Regions from separate parts of the Homo sapiens genome. Here region 2 is linked to region 1. Evidence: read pairs that join two places in POLR2A ChIA-PET (ENCODE). Cell type or tissue: OCI-LY7. All regions are shown on one strand.

Region 1 (8,000 bases):
ATTTTGGAGATATTCATAGCTGTCTCACCCCCATTGAACCAAACTTTACATCTTTGGCTTCATTTAGGAGTACCTTTCCTGACACCAACTTTTATATAGCTCTTGATAATGTCAAAGCTGAGAGATGCTTTCCTAAGCTGGGTCCTTGACTCATCTGCATGTTTAGATTAGCCCTCGAGAACTTAGTAGAGTAAAACTCATAAACCTTCATGGGATTTTGGGGAGGGAAGTCCTTTTTTGGTGCTGCATAGACTTTGAAGGTGAGTAGGCTCAGGCTGGTCAGCCCCATGGACCTCTAAACCACCTTGAACATGTTACTGGCAGTGGGGACTTTCACAAGGTCTTTTTAAACGTTTGAAACTCAGTTTCTAGCCTGGGCAACAGGGCGAGACCCCTGTCTCTACAAAAATAAAAATTAAAAAAAAAATAGCCGAGTGTGGTATCATGTACCTATAATCCTGGCTACTTTGGGAGGCTGGGGTGGGAGGATCACTTGAGTCCAGGAGGTTGAGGCTGCAGTGAGCCTTGTTTGTGCCACTGCACTACAACGTAGGCAACAGAGAGAGACCCTGTCTCAAACAAAATAACAGCCTGGGTCTTGTGGCACACTCCTGTAATCCCACTTTGGGAAGCCGAGGCAGGAGGATTGCTTGAGCCCAGGAGTTCAAGACCAGCCTGGGCAAAATAGTGAGACTCTGTCTCTACACAAAATTAAAAAAAAAAAAAATAGCCAGGCATCGTGATGCATGCCTGTAGTCCCAGCTACTCAGGAGGCTGAGGTGGGAGGATTGCTTGAACCCGGGAATTCAAGGTTGCAGTGAGCTGTAATCATTGCCACTGCACTCCAGCCTGGGCAAGAGCAAGACCTTGTCTCTACAAAAGAAAAAAAAAATCAGTTTCTTAAAACTGAGACTTGGTTTTTGATTCTCTAGACTGCTCAGCAGAAAAAACTGAGACATTTTTACAATTAAAAAATTTTTTTAGGCCGGGTGCAGTGGCTCATGCCTATAATCCCAGCACTTTGGGAGGCTGAGGTGGGCAGATCACTTGAGGTCAGGAGTTCGAGACCAGCCTAGCCAACATGGTGGAAACCCATCTGTACTAAAAACAAAAAAATTAGCCGGGCTTGGATATGCATGCCTGTAACCCCAGCTACGTGGGAGGTTGAGGCAGGAGAATTGCTTGAACTCGGGAGGCAGAGGTTGCAGTTAGCTGAGATTGCACCACTGCACTCCAGCCTGGCTGACAGAGTGAGACTCTGTGTCAAAAAAAAAAAAAAAAAAAAAAATTTAATCCCAGCAATGGCAGGAGCTTGAGCCCAGCCTGGGCAACATAGCGAGACACCATCTCATTTTTTAAAATTAAAAAAAAAAAGTTTAAACTTTTCTTTTAGGTTCAGGGGTACATGTGCAAGTTTGTTATACAGGTATCTGTATTTAAAACATTTAAAAAAATCAATTTATTTAAAAATAACAACAAACTCACTTTGTGCTAACATAACATGTTTTATGGCAACTAACTAACTCTATTTTGAAAAAATATTAGTGAGAAAAATGAATGAAAAAATTACTGAGAAATATGGCATTGTTTTACATTTTTTGCAAATCTCATTAATATCTGGCTTAATAGGAGACAGAGGGATTCTCATCTCTGTTTCCACATTCTGTGTAAGTGACAGCAATGACATCACACATCACATAGCCTCTGGGAAAGTATACTGTATATCTCATGAGAGAATGATAGTGAAAATGGCAAAAAATGTCTCATGAAAATCATTTTGATCTCATGGGCCCCCCATCTAGACTTTGAGAACCACTGCTGTAGAAAATGTGAAATTAAGTTTCATTTTCTCTTTCATCCTGTTTTCTCTAGAAGCCTAAGTCAGCCATGAAAAGAGTAGCACAGGGCTAGGGAGAGCTCAAAGGATTTGAGCAGCGGCTAGGAAAGAGATTTGACCATGGAGAACACAGCTCACAACAGTTATTTTTTATCCTCAGACCCCTGAGCCCCACAGCTCCTTATGCCTGATGTCTAACACTTCGGAAAATTTTGGGATATGGGTCACGTGTTTTGGGTTTTCAGAGATTTTTGACAAAAGGTGGTGAAATGTAGTGAAACTGCTGGTGGTTGTAAGGTGCTATTGGGCTGGGATGTCATCTTGTGAGGGTGGCATCTAGCAGTGACTGGGTCCATCTCCTTGCCTGTGTCCCATCAGATGGATGGAATACCCATGTCAATGAAGAATGAAATGCCCATCTCCCAACTACTGATGATCATCGCCCCCTCCTTGGGATTTGTGCTCTTCGCATTGTTTGTGGCGTTTCTCCTGAGAGGTAAGGAGGGAGGGCCAGGTGATGGAGCACTTCAGAACCCTGGCGACTGCAGGAGGATCTGGAGTTGTCTCCACTTCCTTCCCCTTTATCCCTCCCCAAAGAGGCTCAGTTCTGCCATTGTTCCCATCCCAGCCAGGGAAGTAACAGGTAAGTTCATTCTCCCCAAGCTGCTAATGACTCTGTGTATTAACCTCCTGGTAGAGTTTACGTTTTGGAAAAGGAAAAAAAGCAGAAGAGCACCTTCATTTATTGGACATTTCTGTGCCAGTCCTGATGGTATACTCTTGATGTGCCTAATTCATTTTATCCCTATTACTGCCTTAAGAGGAAAGTACTATTTCCTACTTTGTTCACTTTCTCTGTTCTTTGGTTGGGAAAACCCTAGCTTGTCTCTTCTTTTGGCTAGGATTGTTGCAGGACGAAGACCATGAACAATCCTGGTTTTCTTCTTCTTTTTTTTTTTTTTTTTTTTTTTTTTTTTTGAGAGAGTCTCATTCTGTTGTCCAGGCTGGAGTGCAGTGGCGTGATCTCAGCTTACTGCACCTCCGCCTCCTGGGTTCAAGTGATTCTCCTGCCTCAGCCTCCTGAGTAGCTGAGACTACAGGTTCACGCCATCACACGGGACTAATTTTTGTATGTTTAGTAGGAGGGGGTTTCACCATGTGGGCTAGGTTGGACTCAAACTCCTGACCTCAGGTGATCCACCCACTTTAGCCTCCCAAAGCTCTGGGATTACAGGCATGAGCCACCATGCCTGGCGTGATCCTGGTTTTCTTATATGTTCCCTAAAAGCAAGCTTTCTTAACCTGGAGGCCACAGATGGACTTCAAGGGTAATGTGAATCCTTTGAAATCACATGCAAAAGTGTTTATGTGTTCATGCCTGCATTTTTCAGGGGACAAGGTCTGTAGTTTTCATTAAGTTAGCAAGCTGCTCCATGACCTTGCACCTCCATCCCACCCCTGCCCCCCGCCCCCAAAAGTTTTAAAATGCTACAAAAACAGCCATGAAACAGCTTATGGTTTTCAGGCAAATTATAGGCACGTGGCACCTGGTACTGTTGTAAAATGGGGATAAATTGTTCTGTACTCATTAACAAAAGCTGTTTCAGGGCAGTATGTCAGGAGATGAGACTAGTAACCATCTCAGCTGATTTGAATAATAATGAAACTTGTATATTTCAACACCTGCCCCAGGTGCAAAAGCAAATTTAAAATTTACTGGAATCCTGCTGTTAGCCTTCATACAAAGGCATGATTACAGTTTTGGAAAATTCTGAGTATGTCTCGTAAAGAAGTGTTTTGAAACCCAAGTGAGTGCTTGAATTCTGGATAGGCAGATGACTCAGAATGAAATAGCTTAACACCATTGCCCAGAATGTTGGAACAACTTGGTAATTGATGAGCACTAACTGTGGTTAAAATAGCAAGTGTTTGACCTGGGAAAGGGAATGGCTTTTTCTGCCAAAGCCAGCCACTGGTTCTCACCTTTGGCCCATATCTGCTCTTTGCGGGGCAGCACTGGAATTCCCCCAGCATTTTGCATGTTCTATGCACCGCAGCCACTCTGCTCACACTGTGGCCTTGTCTTTTCAGGGAAACTCATGGAAACCTATTGTTCGCAGAAACACACAAGGTAATCTATCTTGCATGAATGGGTGTTGTAATGATTGTACAAGCTGTTACAAATGATTAGCTACTACTCAGTGGTTTAATGACTTGAGCTTGTGTTACGATTACACATAGAGTTGGAAAGATGTGACATTAGAAGTGAAAAAGTTGTGCAGATTTAGCTCACATTAACCTGTGTCTTGGTTAACACTCTGAGCAAAATGCCAGTACCAAGGCAGGTGGGATTAATAGAAGTATAGCACGCAAAAGAAAGAAGGTGATATGGCACTTTACTCTGAAATTTTTTGTTCACCTATGGGTAAGTTAGTTTAAGAGGCCATTGTTAAACTGGAGTTTATTGAGGAGCGTTGGCAATATGGAAAATGAAAAAAGCATGTAGAATATTATTCCTGGGAGTTGGTTCCTCTGCCCAGTTAGACCATGGAAGCAGCTTGTTTTGGGGCCTTTTTAAAAATAGTATTTGAAGATTCTCTAGTAAGGGATTTTAGCTATTTGCCCTATTCTATAGCTTTTGGAAAAGAAATTTTTAAAAAAGGCATAAATTATTAATGAAGTCCTTGCCTAATTAATTGCATTCACTAATTAGTTGCATTAATACCACAATATGTATTAGCAAGAAGGAAAATTGACACCCAGCGAGGTGACCTTTCAAGGTCACACTTAGAGACCTTTTGGTAAATAAACGTATTGAAATCATGATTTTATATTTTGCTAAGAATCTTTTTTATCTCATTATAATGGATTGGCAGAAACTCTTTTTCCCCTGCAGCCTCAGTTTTCCCATCTGTAAAATGTGGAGCTTAGACTAAATGAACTGTGAGCCCTTTGAACTTTAAGGGTAATTGCACTGTAACTTAGCAGCATCTGTTTTGTTTTGTTTTCTAGTCTTGTGTTTCCCATTATGAGCCCCTCTTTTCTGTTTACAGGCTAGACTACATTGGAGATAGTAAAAATGTCCTCAATGACGTGCAGCATGGAAGGGAAGACGAAGACGGCCTTTTTACCCTCTAACAACGCAGTAGCATGTTAGATTGAGGATGGGGGCATGACACTCCAGTGTCAAAATAAGTCTTAGTAGATTTCCTTGTTTCATAAAAAAGACTCACTTATTCCATGGATGTCATTGATCCAGGCTTGCTTTAGTTTCATGAATGAAGGGTACTTTAGAGACCACAACTTCTCTGTCCATGCTCTAATCATCTCTGTAGAATCACCGCTAAGTGATCTTTCACAGTACACTTGAACACTTTCAGTGACAGTGAACTCCTTACCACACGCAAGGGAGTCCATTCAATCTCAGAGCAGTTCTGAGATTAAGAAATATTTATAGCAAAATCTGTCTCCGGATGACATCTGCCCATAGGTCATAGTTGAGCTCCTTATGCCTATCAGAACATCTCCTTTATTAACTGCCGGATCAGTGTTGTGTGAACTAACAGGACAAAAAATCTATAGGCTCCATCAGTCAATAAGACTGATTTTTTTTTTTCTCTCTTAAAGGTAATGTCAAGAGAGTAGAAATCCAAAAGATGGTTACCTTTGGAGAAACATGTGCTTATTCCATTAATGTTGCTATTGCTCTAAGCATGCTGGGAAGTACTGGAGAGCTGTTAACTCTTCAGGTATTAGAAGGAGAATCTCATGTTTCTCCAAATTTCCTTGCTTCTGGGATACAATTTCTGGTTCTTTTGTTACCCTAATTGCCTTCATCTCGTATGGATTCGTATCTCTCCTTTTATGCCCAGCTTTCAGAGTTCATTGTCTCACTGCAGGTATGATATGAGCAGCACAGAGCCTATGGTTCATTAACAATGCAGGAAATGACATGGAATCACACCGTAACTGTGACTCACTTCTTTATTTTCTTTCTTGAGACGGAGTCTTGCTCTGTTGCCCAGGCTGGAGTGCAATGGACAATCTCTGCTCACTGCAACCTCCGCCTCCCGGGTTCAAGCGATTCTCCTGCCTAAGCCTCCTGATTGAGCAGCTGGGCTTACAGGTGCATGCCACCATGACCACCAATTTTTGTATTTTTAGTAGAGATGGGGTTTCACTGTATTGGCCAGGTGGGTCTCTAGCTCCTGACCTCAGGTAATCTGCCTGCCTCAGCCTCCCCGAGTGCTGGGATTACAGGCTTGGGCCACTGCACTTGGCCAACATTGACTCACTTCTAAAACTCCTAAATTTTCTATTATTTTCTTTTCACATTTGAGTGTCTTTAGAGGTGACCATAGTGTCACATCCTAGTTCTTGCTTGGGGAATTTAATTTTGGAAACAGGGAAGAGTCCGTGGGAGTAAAATGTGGTGAATGACAGGAATATTCAACCAGGGGCAGTGCGTGGATGTGAAAGCAAGGCAATCCAAATAAGTTTCTCTAAATATAATCTTGGAAATGTGCTCCTCAGCAACAACAGGTTTATTTTAAAACTTTAATAACTGCTAACACGAGGAGCCATGGGAGAGAGATTAAAGCAAACAGTTGTTGAATGAATGTATAAAAAACATGTGTGCCTGAGTGAGAGGGGCTTCTGGCTGGGTAGAAATGTGGAAAGTAAACCAGATCTGAAAGACATTTCTGTGAAGGACTTCCCAGCATGTTTACAGCAATAGCAACATTAATGGAATAAGTACGTGGTTCTCTAAATGTAGCCATCTTTGGATTTCAACTCTCTTGACATTACATTTAAGAGAGAAAAAAGTCAGTCTAATTACTTGACTGGTGAAGCCTATAGATTTTTTTGTCCTATTAGTTCACACAACACTGATCCAACAGTTAGTAAAAATCCCCCTCACCTGGGTACTTGGAAAAACTGGCCCAAGGCAGCCTGACTTCTGACTTGTTCAGTTGCAGTTGGGCAGAATGATTGGCACCAATGATGAAAACAATTAGCAGCAGATTGGCAGCTGTTTCTTTTCTTTTTCTCTTCTCTTTTCTTTTCTCGTCTTTTCGAGACGGAGTTTTGCTGTTGTTGCCCAGGCTGGAGTGCAATTGCATGATCTTGGCTAACTGCAACCTCTGCCTGGTGGGTTCAAACGATTCTCCTGCCTCAGCCTCCCAAGCAGCTGGGATTACAGGCGCCCGCCACCACACCTGGCTAATTTTTTATATTTTTAGTAGAGATGGGTTTTGCCATGTTGGCCAGACTGGTCTCGAGCTCCTGACCTTAGGTGATCTGCCTGCCTTGGCCTCCCAAAGTTCTGGGATTACAGGCGTGAGCCACTGTGCCTGGCCCTTTTTTTAAAAAAAAAATTTTTTTTTTTTTTTGGTCAACTTGGCTTTGATGTCAGCTTAAGATACTTAAAGTGACTTTGTCTAGTGTGCTAAACTCAAACATTTATTTAGAAACGTTGGGGAAGTGGGTCTAGAGCCAGGTTCAGGGCCTGAATTTCCCCATCTAGAAAATGGAGTGGGGCCAGATGGCTTTGTGTATGTAGTCAGGTTATAGTATCTTGTGAGGTAATGATACACCCAACCCTAACTTAGCTCATGCTCCCTATCCACCTTCCAAAACCACCGCCATTATCAATGTCACTACCAGCTTGGGTCTGACTAGAAAAAGAAGACGACAGACACTTCCTAAACAGAACATTTAAACTCAATGAATATTACTTTTCTGTTTTGCAAAGGGGTATTTTCAATCGATTCCCAAATGTATTTCTGAAACTCCTTGTACCGACTAAGAAACACTAACATGAGCAATCATAGTATTTTAGAGCTCGTAATGGCCTCCAGGAGCCTCTGTCCTAGTAGTTCTCAATGTTAGCTGAATAATCAACTGGGGAGCTTTTTAAATGCCAATTCCTGAGTCCTACCCTTTAAGAGATTCTTTCTGTAATTGGTCCAGGGTATGACTTGGGCATCTGAATTTTTGAAAAATGTCCCAAAGTGGTTCTAATATGGAACCAAGTTCTGAAAAATGCTGGTCTAGCCCGGTGGCTCTCAAACTATGCACTTCAGACCAGCAGCCTCCGTGTCACTGGTACTTGATAGAAATGCAGATTCATGTCCTTCACCCCATACCTCCAGAATCAGAA
Region 2 (8,000 bases), 140 kb after region 1:
TATCTCTTTTTATATTTTTCCTCTTTTTATATTTAATTTTGATTTGTGGTTAAAGCAGAGAGCAGGCCTTGAGATATAAGCTCATTACATCACCTTGACCAGACTTTGAAGTGCAAGACTTTCTCCTGATGTGGGAGATTCTGGTCCCAGAGTCCAGCCACCCTTGGCAATCCATGGTGTTTACTAAATCTTGGCTTATGAAGTTCTGGCCTCTATCTTGGTGTGGTGTGAAATGTCTGCTACTAGTGACTTCTGTCTTCCTCCTTCTTCTTGTAAACTTCAAAGGACCTCTTTCTCTCCCTTCTTGTTGGCCTCAACAGCACTCTGTGTATGTTTTGATTCTTTTATTATTGTCCTTGATGGTCAATTACAGAAGCTGTGTTTAGCACCTAAAAAGTGTTCTTCTTTCCTGGAGAACAGATTAATATTCACACTCTCCCAGCAGGTGAAAGGCAACAACTGCATCTCACATGTCTAATTCACAGAAGAAAATGAAGATGAGCAAAGCATTTGAATGTACGGTCTTTCTAAGTAATGAAACTAATTACCTGCTACGTTTTTCTAAGAACTTTCCATTCTCTCTGCTTGAATACTTTTCTCCTAAATGTCTGTGTGCCTGACTTCTACCCATCAAATCTCAGATGTCACCTCCTCAGGGAGGGGTTTAATTCTTTTACTGTACTTTTCATTGTCCAGAAGTTATCTTGATTGATTGCTGGTATATTTTTATATTGCCTCTTTCCATTAGATTGTAAACTCCATGATGGTGGAGGCCATGCCTACCTTGTTTGTTATAATCCTCAAACACATAGAAGAATGGCCAGCACTCAGTATGTGTTCAATACTTGGGCAATGAATGAATGAGCTACTTTTGTTCAAGATTCAGCACTGGTTACTCTGATGATATGTAGTTCACAGAGCACCATGTAAAATCACCAGATGTGAGGGCTGGCAGAGATCATTCATCTGACACTTTCATTTTACAGAGGAGAAGGAACTGAGGCTCAAGGCTTTTCACAGTCATGTAACTAGTGACCATACTGGAAACAAGGTTGAATTTCTTTTATTCATGCCACATCAATAGTTTTTAAGGAATGCTAGCCCTTGGAATCCCTGTCACATGGTCAGTGTTCAGTAAATATAGAAGCACTGAACAGATTCCAAATCTGCCTCCGCTGCTTTACACATGCCAACTTGGATAATCACTAAGTCTCTCTGGGACTTAGTTTCTCTGTTTGCAAGATGATATAGGTGTCTTGTAATTTAAAAGGTAATTTAAAAGATTATTTGGCAATGCATGTGAAAATGTATTTTGACAGAGGCAGTAAAAGAATAATATAAAAAGAATGTCACTGCTCTTGTGTCACCAATCTTGTATAGCAAAGAATGATTGATGGCCAAGAGCTGGGAAAGACATTACAGGAGCCCCAAGACCTGAAGAAAGAATTAATAGGCATAGTAGTTCAGTTTCTGTTGCTTACAACAGAATATCTGACACTAGGTAATTTATAAGAAGAAGACTTTATTGCTTACAGTTACGGGTGCTGAGAAGTCCAAGGCGGTCAAGGGGCTGCGTCTGGTGAGAGCCTTCTTGTTGATGAGGACTGTCTGAAGAGTGGCACAGGGCATCACATGGTGAGGGGACTGAGTGTCCCAGTGTGCCAGCTAAGGACTTTTTTCTTTTCTTTCCCTTTCTTTTCTCTCCTTTTTCTTTTCTTTTCTTTCTCTTTTTTTTTTTTATTTTGCTTCCTCTTTCTTTTCTTTTTTGAGACAAGGTTTCACTCTGTCACCCAGGCTGGTGATTGTGCAGTGGCACAATCACAGCTCACTGCAGCCGCAATCTTCTGGGCTCAAATGATCTTCCCACCTCAGCCTCCCAAGTCAGTTCACCACTTTCTTCCTCTTCTTATAAAGCCACCAGTTCTCCTTTCATAAAAACTCATTAATTTGCTAATCCATTTATGAGGTCAGAACCCTCATGATCCAATCATCTCTTACAGGCCCTTCCTCTCAGTACTATCATGTTGGGGAATGTATTTCTTTTTTTTTAAATTTTAATCTATTGAAAATCTTAGTCTTGTTTTATGACTCGGGAATAAATCTCAACATGAGTTTTGAAAGGAACAAATATTCAAACCATAGCAATAGGTAAGGAGAAAGACATGACGAGATGTTGGTATTAGAAACTTATCCTTGTGACTGAGAAGCTGGGGAGTGGGCCCTCTTTGATTTCTCTAAGACACTGTTTTTGTAGCTATCAGAATCATAATATAACTGTCAGAAGGAATAGAATTAACTATGCAATCGTAACACATATGTCAGAGATCTGTCTGGGATGCCAGGCAATCAGCAAATTTTTCTCAAAATGGAAAACAAAAGCCAAAGAAGCATGAGTGCTTTCATGTGTCTATTGTTTATGGATAACATTTTATTTTCCCTGAGTTACGTGGATGTCATGGGAACAGGGTGGGTGCCTCATCCAGATGGGTTCTGTAAGGAAACAGGATGGGTAAATGGATGCTGAGGAGGCCACCAACAGAGTCTACTACAACCTGAATTTCGGACTAGATTGTGTCAAAATGGAGACATGGCCATTGGAAAACCTTCTGATTTGACCATTTAGGAGGTCAGTGGTGACTTTAGAGAACCATATTATATTAGAGGTAGGGACAATGATTAGATTGGAGGATATCTTTAAGTGTGCAAATGGTGAAAAAGTAAACATAGACTATGATTTTAAGAATTTGGGTGGTGAGGCCAGGCACGGTGGCTCACGCCTGTAATGCCAGCACTTTGGGAGGCCGAGGCAGGCAGATCGCTTGAGCCCAGGAGTTCAAGACCAGCCTGGGCAACATAGTGAAACTCCCTCTCTACAAAAAATACAAAAATTACTCGGGTGTGGTGGTGCATGCTTGTGGTCCCAGCTACTTGAGAGGCCAAGGGGAGGATGACTTGAACTTGGCAGGCAGTGGTTACAGTGAGCAGTGATTGTTCCACTGCACTCCAACTCTGGGTGACAGAGCGAGACCCTGTTTAAAAAAAAAAAAATTTGGTTGGTGAGTTTCTTGAGGTGGGCAGGATTGAGAGAATACTTTTGGGTCTGTGTATATTATAAATGACCTTTCCTACAAATAGGAAAGATCTGACAGTTTTGGTAGGTCCAGAGTGGCAAGATTCAGGAGAAAAAAAAAAAAGGGCATGAAGAGAAGGAATGTTTCCTTCCTCAAGGAAGAGAGCAAACTATACACACAGTGCTAAAGAAAACTGAATTTAAACACTGAGTGGGGATGGTTGAAGGTGTCAGGAGCCCAGGTTATTGAGATCAGAACTTGGAGGCATTCTATAGGAGGGAACGTGGTCTTAAACACTGGTCTAGGTTAGACACAGGTTGATATGGTTTGGCTGTGTCCCCACCCAAATCTCATTTTGAATTGTAGTTCCCATAATCCCCAAATGTGGTGGGAGAGACCCCGTGGGAGGTAATTGAATCATGGGGGAGGTTACCCTCATGCTGTTCTCGTGATAGTGAGTTCTCACGAGATCTGATAGTTTCATAGGGGGCTTTTCTCCCTTTTGCTTGGCACTTCTCCTTGCTGCCACCATCTGAAGAAGGACATGTTTGCTTCCCCTTCTGCCATGATTGTAAGTTTCCTGAGGCCTCCTTAGCCCTGTGGAAGGGTGAGTCAATTAAACCTCTTTCCTTTATAAATTACCCAGTCATGGTTATTTCTTAATAGCAGTGTGAGAATGGACTAATACACAGGTTTAGCTGACAACATAACCAATACCTTTCCTCACTGTATCCATTACTCTGTGTTAAGTCTTTCCTCTTACAGGGCATAATTTGGTTGGAGAATACCCATTTGGCTGGAGGAGAAAAATTAAAAAAAGATGAGCTAGTTGGGCCAGATTATAGTGTATCAGTTATTTAGCTTTTAAAGAGTAGAGAAGGACCCCTGTGGTAACTGTCTGGACTGTATGGTAACTGAACTGGAGAAGGGGTTGATTATAGAATTTTGGGGGCCTTGGTAGATTATCTGTGAAGGGGTCTTATAGAGAGCAGCAAGATCAGTTAGATTTTGGAGGGGACGTAGGTTATGAAGTGTAGAAATCATGGAAAGGATGGATTTAAGATGTACTAATCTGTATGAAACCATTTGGAATTAGAATTGCAAGGTTTAACTTGCAATAATTGCAAGGTTTAACAAAACAAACCTGGAATGTTGAGACAGGAGGAGTAGTTATGGGAGTTTGAGGAATGAAAGTGAATGAAAGGTAACAATGGTCAGAAAGGATGTCCAAGACCTGACTACATCAGTTATTACAGTCACAATTTATAGGCAGCTATCCCTTTCCAGTTGTGGTTAAATTTTCTTTGGTTTCTCTTCATGTCTCTTAAAAGGGGGAAGGGTTGGGGCCTTTCTCACCTAGCCCTTGCCTGAAATCCAGTAGGGGAGCTAAGCTCCTACCACCTTGTTGCCCAAACTTAGTTTAGATGTGTGGCTTGTCCTTTGATGTCAAATCTGTAGTAGAGCTTTGTAGCCATCACAGAGGCCAGCAGAACATTTTCAAAGGTTTTATTCTTCTGTGGAATAGAAGGAGAAGCAACCTTAAATCCCCAGGTATTCTCTGTGTTCAGAAGTCTTTTCAAATTTGACTCATTGGTAGACTTGAATAAAAGAACTGAAAATTACAAATTAAATAATTTTTAAAGCCAAGGTTAAAAATGATTTTTGTTCATCCATTTTATAAAATTAATGGTAATAAACTAACTCTACTTAGAAAAACAAAAATAAACAGCCTGATTCATATTAATGCCATCATTTAAAATGATCAGTGATCCTTATCCTTAAATATATATATTTTTTCACATAGCTTGCAAGGTACTGAAAGTTTGTGTTCCCCCCAAATTTGTATGTTGAAATCTAAGCCCCAATGTGGTGGTAGTAGGAAGTGGTGTCTTTGAGAAATGATTAAGTCATGTGGGTAGGGCCCTCGTGAATAGGATTAGTGCTCTTTTAAGTGGGACCACAGAGAAATCATTTGCTCTCTTTCTGCCATGGGAGGATACAATAAGTTGTCAGCCTGCTACCTGGATAGGGCCCTCACCAGAACGTGACCCTGATCTGTGACTTCCAGTCTCCAGAACTGTGAGAAATAAATTTGTGTTGCTTTTAAGCTACCTGTTCTTCAGTACTTTATTACAGGATATCAAACTGACTAAAACATAAATGTAATGATCTTTCATGTAATTCTAGGTATTTTAAACTTATTTAAACATGACATTTTTCCATGAGTTCCAAAATTACTTTAATATTTATTTCATTGATTGGGTGTACCATAATTTGTTTACTTATTGTTACTGTTGTTGGGGAAAAAAAGGAAAATTCCAATTTTTTTATACTGTGTTAAACAATTTTAGGTTTATGAATTTTTCTTCATGAGGATTATTTGTAGGGTCAAAGTATGTGCCACTAATTCCATTTTGTAGAAAAATAAAAGATACTAGTCTTTTTTGAAAATGTTTTATTATACAAATATTATAAACACAAAAATGATAAGAAATACCTACAATATCACCATCCAAATCAACTTGCTTCATCTTTCAGTTTCCCTAGCAGTCTTGATTCATGTGTGCACATCACTTTTACATATTTAACATCAAATTTTGCCATACTGAAATTAAATCCTCACAAATCTTTTTTAAAGGCAGCGTGATATTCCATAAATTTAAAATAACCATAATCTAGTTGGCCTTCTCCTTCGTCTGATTAGGAAGCATTGCTAAGTTTTCCCATCTTTAAATTCTGCTACAGTGCACACTGCTACTACTAACAACATTTTCCTATTTAAATATTGTTGCCCGGATGAATTTTGAAAATAGGTTTACTAGGTGAAGTTGTATAAACATTTTTATGACTATTTAAAAATACTGACCAATTACTTTCTGAAAGAATATACCAGTGCCCATTGCATCAGTGGGCAAATGTTTGTCTTACTGCATTTTGACAGGAAAGGTAGACAACTTCAAATAATGGGAGGAATTATTTTGAAGTTAATACTAAGCTCTGCCATTTGCTAGTAGAATTACTTTAGGCAAGTTTCTTAATTTCTTTGAGCACGATTTCTCTAAGACGGGGAAAATGCTGCCTACCTTACAGGTTCTTTTCAGGTCTAAACATATGGTATAAAACGGCCTTATTACGTTGCCCTCCATAAAGTCACTATTTAAACAGTCTGATAGGTTGAGGAAAAACAGCTCACTTAAATCCTATTGTTTTTTTCTGCAAGGGTATGACCATGGTTTCACCACATTTATTTGATAGATTTAACCACATTTTATTTGGTAGAGTCGAAGTTGGGTTTTTTACCATTCGTAAAATCATATTGCATCTTAAAATCAAGAAAATATTGTTTTTCTTGAAAAGTGGTTATTAATTGTGCTATCTTCCAGTGCTCTAGAATGGAAACAATGTACATTTTCACTTGTGTGCATTATGTGCTTATCTCCTTTGTTCATATATGTATTGATATCTTGATGGGTTAATAAGAATTAATTTGCATTAACTCATCAAAGTTCGTAATTTCTAACCATTTCTCCTATTTACTTGATTATTATTATTTAAGGTTCTCTTATTTGTGGGAGTGGGACGAGTGATGAAAGAACTTAAGAATTGCATATGGGCTGGGTGCCATGGCTCATGCCTGTAATCCCAGCATTTTGGGAGGTCAAGGCGGGCGAATCACCTGAAGTCAGGAGTTCAAGACCAGCCTGGCCAACATGATGAAACTCTATCTCTACTAAAAATACAATAGTTTAGCTGAGTGTGGTGGTACATGCCTGTAGCTTCAGCTACTCTCTCGAGAGGCTGAGGCTTGACAATTGCTTGAACCTGGGAGGTGGAGGTTGCATTGAGCCAAGATCCTTCCACTGCTCTCCAGCCTGGGCGACAGAGCGAGACTCTGTCTCAAAAAAAGAGAGAAAAGGAATTGCATATGCATGAATGTGCCAGTTTTTCCTTTTTGAGATTTTCCTTGTCATTCTTCCACAGATCCTAAGTAGGTTGTTATTCCATGGCCTATTATTTTGTCTTTTATTCACAGCTCATACTATGTTATAAGTGATCATTTTAGGTCCTTGTTTACCTCATTAGGCTCTGAGATATTTATTCAAGAGTAAAGAGAGTGTGTTATTTATTTATAAGGGAATAGGCATTCAATAGATGCCAGATGAACAAACATTTGACTCTGGTCCACTGGAGTTAATTTAAGGGGTGACTCTGAAGCCTCCTCAACCTCACCAAGGACGCTGCGGATCGGTTTTCCTAATAACAATCAAGTAATCACTACCTCTTCCCTTGGTTTGTAATGGTGTTCCAGCTATCAGCTTCCCTGGAGAACTATGTTCTCCTGGATCACTGCTTATTTCACACTTGCAACTGTTTGTTTCTTTGTGAGATTGCCCGTTTGTAAGCTGAGTACAGAGACCACCATCTTGTTCTTGCTCTCTGTCTTGGAGTGTTTAAGAATAAGCGGTAGATTGAACTGATAAATTGATAGATGATGAATTCTTATATTCACTTGAGTCTATTTCTGGGTTTTCTGGTCTCTTCAATTCAACGATTTCAGTTTAGACGCCTTGCACTCTGCTAGGCTTGAGTGATAAAATAGTGAGGAAGCCGTGCATCTGATCTTGAGCCGTATTCTAGTAGGCTAAACAGAAGAATGAATAGGTTGCTTCAGTACGATGTCAACCGTGATAGAGGTTGCCCTCTATCATGGTTGTCCAGTGTGCCCTCAAAGTACAGGGAAAGTTTTACTTGATCTATTAACGGAACAAGTCAGAGAAGCCTTCTTTTTTTTTTTTTGAGATAGAGTCTCGCTCTGTCGCCCAGGCTGGAGTGCAGTGGCGCGATCTGGGCTCACTGCAAGCTCCGCCTCCTGGGTTCACGCCATTCTCCTGCCTCAGCCTCCCGAGTAGCTGGGACTACAGGCGCCCG

The links. ChIA-PET counts read pairs that join two places held together with the same protein. Peaks named below come from ENCODE experiments on the same cell type or tissue, not always from the same donor. Only the 100,000 strongest peaks of a DNase experiment are listed, where the experiment ranks them.
Region 2: POLR2A ChIA-PET joins it to region 1 with 13 read pairs; 2 of 35 experiments call an interaction of 5 or more read pairs at or near these places.

What each region holds. Positions count from the first base shown.
Region 1 is chr5:156,916,432-156,924,431 of GRCh38, reverse strand. TIMD4 (T cell immunoglobulin and mucin domain containing 4) reads left to right here. Exons shown (of 9, transcript NM_138379.3): 7 at 2,216-2,333; 8 at 3,929-3,968; 9 at 4,891-5,140. The coding sequence ends at 4,975. It also overlaps the pseudogene APOOP1. Among named protein-coding and RNA genes, the nearest start is that of TIMD4, 43 kb to the left of the region's middle. RefSeq lists enhancers at 1,680-1,959, 3,529-3,638. In OCI-LY7, no CTCF peak of the experiment used is centred here; DNase peaks (open chromatin) are centred at 1,828, 3,500, 5,301 and 5,811; H3K4me3 peaks cover 2,447 bases; H3K27ac peaks cover 6,780 bases.
Region 2 is chr5:156,771,473-156,779,472 of GRCh38, reverse strand. No RefSeq gene overlaps it. Among named protein-coding and RNA genes, the nearest start is that of PPP1R2B, 75 kb to the left of the region's middle. In OCI-LY7, no CTCF peak of the experiment used is centred here; no DNase peak of the experiment used is centred here.